2 separate regions of the Homo sapiens genome follow, and region 2 is linked to region 1. Evidence: chromatin loops called from intact Hi-C (ENCODE). Cell type or tissue: endothelial cell of umbilical vein. All regions are shown on one strand. Each heading gives the region's core, and the rest is flanking DNA. Links, peaks and the distances in the headings are about the cores only.

Evidence for each region. Peaks named below come from ENCODE experiments on the same cell type or tissue, not always from the same donor. Only the 100,000 strongest peaks of a DNase experiment are listed, where the experiment ranks them.
Region 2: a loop joins it to region 1, with 2.1 times the contacts of the local background. A loop is called at or near these places in 6 of 110 quality-filtered maps.

Annotation. Positions count from the first base shown.
Region 1 is chr21:46,513,889-46,516,808 of GRCh38, forward strand. All of the region lies in intron 8 of DIP2A (disco interacting protein 2 homolog A), which reads left to right. Among named protein-coding and RNA genes, the nearest start is that of DIP2A-IT1, 53 kb to the left of the region's middle. In endothelial cell of umbilical vein, for the core only: no CTCF peak of the experiment used is centred there; a DNase peak (open chromatin) is centred at 1,423; H3K27ac peaks cover 893 bases.
Region 2 is chr21:46,454,271-46,457,190 of GRCh38, forward strand. It overlaps LOC124905046 (a long non-coding RNA gene), which reads right to left. Exons shown (of 2, transcript XR_007067915.1): 2 at 1-1,648. Among named protein-coding and RNA genes, the nearest start is that of DIP2A, 3.2 kb to the right of the region's middle. In endothelial cell of umbilical vein, for the core only: no CTCF peak of the experiment used is centred there; a DNase peak (open chromatin) is centred at 1,491; H3K27ac peaks cover 2,036 bases.

The DNA of each region.
Region 1 (2,920 bases), core at 199-2,698:
AAGCATTTCGGATAAGGGATACTCAACCTGTATTACAATTATGGAATCTTCCAGTTTATGATTGTGGAATATTTTCCCCTTTTTAAAGGCCTGCTTCAATTTCTGTCAGTAATGTTTTTATACTTTGGAATACAGAAGTCTTGAGCACCTTTTATTAGATTTATTCCTGTTACAAGTGCTGTAATTTGTAATTTTCTCTACTGATTTGTTGCTTATATATAGAATTGCAATCTATATTATTATTATTTTAAAATGATGACTTTGTGCTGGGCGCGGTGGCTCACACCTGTAATCCCAGCACTTTGGGAGGCCGAGGCAGGCGGATCATGAGGTCAGGAGATCAAGACTTTCCTGGCTAACGCGGTGAAACCCCGTCTCTACTAAAAAAAATACAAAAATTAGCCGGGCGTGGTGGTGGGCGCCTGTAGTCCCAGCTACTTGGCAGGCTGAGGCAGGAGAACGGCATGAACCCAGGAGGCGGAGCTTGCAGTGAGCTGAGATCGCACCACTGCACTCCAGCCTGGGCGACAGAGCAAGACTCCATCTCAAAAAAAAAAAAAATGATGACTTTGTATCCAGTTATCTCACTAAGTTAACTTATTAGTTCTTTGTTTACTCATAATTAGAAGTTTGTCTATATATCTTTTGTATTACCTGTCTACAAAAATCACATTATTGGTGAATAATGATAGTGTTATTTTGTCCTTTCCAATACTTAAACTTTTATTCTTTTTTTTTTTTTTTTTTTTTTTGGTTTTTTTTTTTTTGCACAAGCTAGAACCTCCAGTACAGTGTGAAATAGAACAATGTTGAAGAGTGGGCATTCTTGCCTGTTTTTCCATCTGAGGAAAAGCCTGTGGTAATTAAGTATGATGTGTTCTGTAGTTTTGTTTGCTTGTTTGTTGGTAGAAACTGTCAGATTAAGAACGTTCCCTTCTCCTTGTTTGTTAAAAGTTGTTATCATGAGTTGGGATTGAATTTTGTCAAATGCTTTTTCTGCTGCTAGAAAGAAGATCATATGATTTTCCTCCTTCATTAATTTGGTGAATTATTTTGATTAATTTTCTAATGTAAAGCAGCCGTTCATTTGTAGAATAAATCCCACTTGGCCATAATATCTTACCCTTTTAAATATACACCCAGATTTAATTTGCCAATAAGTTGTTTAGGATTTTTACGTCTGTTTTCATTAGAAAAATTGATCTGTAATTCTTTAAGAAAGGAGCCCATTGCCAGCCTTTGATGAGTATGCCTAGCTCACAGCCTCAACTGTTAAACCAGCGTTCAAATCTAGGTCATGCTATTGGCAGAGCAGTCCCTGGCCAATGGCCAAGTAAGGCAGTGGGACAAGGGCCTATTTTCTGTTAGCATGGACTTTCCTTAAAAACAGCATTGGGCTTGTGGAGACTGTCAGTTCTACATTGTGGCTTGACAGCTCCTCCTGCCCAATCTTGCTACCTGTCTTTTCCTATCACAGATTTTTATTCTTTAGTAATCCTTTTGCATGCCTGAGCCTTTCTCAGCGTCTGCTTTGTGAAGAACCCAGCCTGTGACACACTTCCTCTTTTTTTTTTTTTATATATTCTCCTTGGCTTGCAGTTTAAGTCTGCATTTATTTACAAAGTGTAAGATATTACTACCATTGTGTGTATTTATTTATTTTTTTGAGACAAGGTTGTGTTCGGTCACCCAGGCTGGAGTGCAAGGGCGTGATCTCGGCTCACTGCAAGCTCCACCCCCCAGGCTCAGGTGATCCTCCCACCTCAGCCTCCCTTTTACCTGGGACCACAGGCACACACCATCATGCTTGGCTACTTTTTTGTATTTTTAGTGTAGTCGAGGTCTCGCCATGTGGCCTGGGCTGGTCTCAAACTCCTGAGCTCAAGCAGTCTGCCGGCCTCCCTCCCAAAGTGCTGGGATTACAGGCGTGAGCTCCCATGCCCGGCCCATTGTTTTTTGTTTGTTTGTTGTTTTAATCAACCATACATTTTTATTCTTTCTTTTACTATATACATTCCTTCCTGAGATTCTGTATTTTCCTGGGTAATCATTTCCTTCTGGCCTGTAGAACTTCCTGTATGTTCGTTATACTGTAGCTTTGCTGGCAACTTCATTTTTGAAGGTTATATTTCGTGGTGGTTTATCTTCTTTCAGCAATGCAAAGATATTGTTTATAGGCTTTTGAGAAGATGCCAGACCATTGTTGCTCTATTGACAGTAATGTGTATGGCCGCTTAAAAAGTGTTCTTTTTATTTGAATTGCAGCCGTCTTACTATGACATTTAGAGGTGATGTTCTTTGAAAATTTCCTGTGATGTTCTTTGAAATTTTCAAGATGTCCACAGGGCTTCTTGAATCTGTAGAATGGTGTCTTTCATCTGTTTGAGAAAAATTACAGCCATCTTCTCTTACTATATTGCTTCTTCCTCACTTTTTTTCTTCTCTCCTTCTGGGACTCCAGTTACACTTATACTTTTTCCCTGAGTCCTACATTTTTAATGTTCTTTTTTATATTTTGCATTCTTTCTTATATATACTTCAATTTGTATATTTTCTATTTTCCTTTATTCAAATTCTTTAATCTTGTCTTCTGAAATTTCTTTTTTTTTTTTTTTTTTTTTGAGATGGAGTCTGGCTCTGTCGCCCAGGCTGGAGTGCAAGTGGTGCGATGTCAGCTCACTGCAAGCTCCGCCTCCTGGGTTCACGCCATTTTCCTGCCTCAGCCTCCTGAATAGCTGGGACTATAGGCGCCTGCCACCGCACCCAGCTAATTTTTTTGTGTTTTTAGTAGAGACAGGGTTTCACTGTGTTAGCCAGGATGGTCTCGATCTCCTGACGTCATGATCCACCTGCCTCGGCCTCCCAAAGTGCTGGGATTACAGCCATGAGCCACCGCTCTTGGCCCTGAAATTTCTAATCT
Region 2 (2,920 bases), core at 194-2,693, 60 kb before region 1:
GTTTCAGGTTTCTGTTTGGCTTTTTCCATTTTGTTATCTAACTCTATAGGTCAGGGACCTGGAATGAGCATTCACTGCCAAGTATGTCAATGCCAATTACTCACTCGAAGGCTAAGAAAATATCACTAGATCAGTCCACTAGGTCTACGGGTCCACTGTAAGCTGGACCTTTAGCAGAACTCCATCAATTACCTGGCCACCACATGCAGCCACTCTAACAGAAGGGGATGATATTCTAGGCATCTGGACATCAATTTAGACCCTGTGTCCACAAGTCTTCCAAATGTTTGGCTAATCACTTTTCTCCAGGATGTAGTTATCAAAAGAAATTGCTATCAGACCCTTTGGAAAAGTACCTGGGGATTCATTTCTGTTGTACTTGTACTGTTATAGGTCCTTCTTCCTGGTGTTTGGCCACCTCTCAAGTAATGTTTCCATTTCTGAAAACTGGCTCAGTTCCAGAAGCTGGGCATGGAATCCTGATTTTTTAAAACTGGGACAAGCATCTTTATTTATTTTTTTCAATTGAGACAGTCTTGCCACATTGCCCGGGCTGGAGTGCAGTGGTGCAACCACAGCTCACTGTAATCTTGAACTCCTGGGCTCAAGTGATCCTCCCACCTTAGCTTCCCCAAATGCTGAGATTACAGGCACAGGCCACCGTGCCTGGATGGATTTTTTTTTTTTTTTTTTTTTTTGCCAGCTGAGTAGTACCCTTCTTAGCTGCCCACCTGTTTTGCCTCCAGGGATGCCATGTTTATTGACCAGTTCTATAACCATACAAGTGAGGTCCCCTTGGCTGCCACTCAGACCCTGCTGGCTGCTATAATTGCAATCCTCTGACTTCTGCCAGCTAAGTGTTGCCTTTGGCTTCTTGGGTTTTTTTCTTTGGTCCCCACTATGTCCCAGAATGGCCTCTTTTGTCTTAGGATCCTATCATCCCCAGTGCTATCACCCAGCCAAGTTCTGGAACAGCCTTTCTATTGTCATTCTTGCCTACAGAGATGAGCCATCACTGAATATTTTAGTGACATCAGTGCCCCTTTCATCATCCTATGTCTAATGATCTTTATAAATGACGTGTTATTTACACCTTCATGTGGAATATGATCGTCTCAAATGTCTTCTAGATGCACGGAGTATATAAATTTCAACATGCCCACACCCCTGAACCTTTTACTCCCTTCCACCACTGTCTGCCATAGCAATTTTGCCATTTCAATTTTGCTTACCATGGCCCATGGCTTTTTCCAAGTGTGGTGTTTTAAAAATATACTGGCAAATTTTTTGATATTCTTCCCTTTAGAAGATGAAGCCTAATTCCTCTCCTTTTGAATATGGGTAATTTAGTGACTCATTTCTTCCAAATAGGAAGTAGCCGAAGTGATGGTATGCAACTTCTGAGGCTGGTTCACAAAAAGGATACAGCTTTCTTTTGTCCTTTGTCTTTAGATTGCCCTTGGAATCCAGCCATCATATTGTGAGAAAGCCTCGGCCACAGGGACCGGCCGTGTAGGGGTGTGCTGGCTGACATCCCCAATCTGGGCTGCAGCCAATCTCCAGTATCAGCTGTCAGACATTCGAGCAGATGAACCTTCACTCATTCCAACCTCTAGCCTCTGAACTGCTCCAGCTGAGGCCTCAGACACTGTGGAAGAGAGATAACCAATCCCCACTATGTCTGACCCACAGTAACCTAGAGAGATCACCGATCCCCACTATGTCTGACCCACAGTAACCTAGAGATAAGAAATGATTCTTGTTTTAAGCCACGAAGTGTGGAGTAATTTGTTAGGCAGCAGTAGCTATACCGCCATTCTAGGAGCCATCCTTGCAGGAAGTCTGCAGCCACTCTTTGCCAAGGTGTTAAATCACGTATTTCAATAAACACATCTATGCAAGTTTACATTCCAGCTCCCTTCATCAAGCACCCTCATAATCCAGCCCCAAACTTTCCCAGCTCCTGTCAGTACATGTTGGCTGGGTGGTACAGCTTGTTATGGGCTGAAGTGTGTCCCTCTCAAAAGATGCTGAAGCCCTAACCCCTGGTCAATGTGAATGTGACATTATTTGGAAATGGGTCTTTGTAGACAAGTTAAGATGCGCTCATTAGAGTGGGCCCTAATCAGTATGACTGGTGTCCTTCTAAAAAGAGGCCCATGTCGAATGACCTTTGTCAATGATGTTACTTATGCCTTCGTCTGGAGAGACACACACAACAAGATCACCATGTGAATATAAAGGCAGGACTGGGACAATGCCTCTATAAGCCAAGGAACCAAAGACTGCCAGCAAACCACCAGAAGCTGGGAGAGAGGCATGAGACAGATTCTCCCTCCCAGCCCCAGAAGGAACCAACCCTGTGAAAACTTTGATCTCAGACTTCTAGCCTCCAGAACTGGGAGACAATAAATGTCTGCCCAGTTTGTTACTGAAGCCCCAGCAAACTAATAACGCAGTTCTTCTGAGGGGGAGGGAGCTATATTCTCTTTTCTATCTCATTGTTTCCAGCTGAATAATGCAAAAGAAACAACCATAATTATACATCTACTGAGCAGTAAGTGGAGGGAGGAGGAGTAGTGTCAGGTTAATAGGAGAGGTGAGCCACCCCGGCAGGCTTCAGGTTCAAGGCAGGCCAGGTGTGATGGCTCACTGGAGCCTAGAAGTTTGAGACAAGCCCGGGCAACATAGCAAGACCTTGCCTCTACAAGTAATAAAAAATGTATCCAGGTGTGGTGACACATACCTGTAGTCCCAGTTACTTAGGAGGCTCAGGTGGGAGGATCGTTTGAGCCCAGGAAGTTGAGGCTACAGTGGGCCATGATCCAGCAACTGCACTCCAGCCTGGGCAACAGAGTGAGACACTGTCTACGAAAAAAAGGTTTAAGGCAGTTTGGGGAGTCAAAACCTTTGAAGGCAT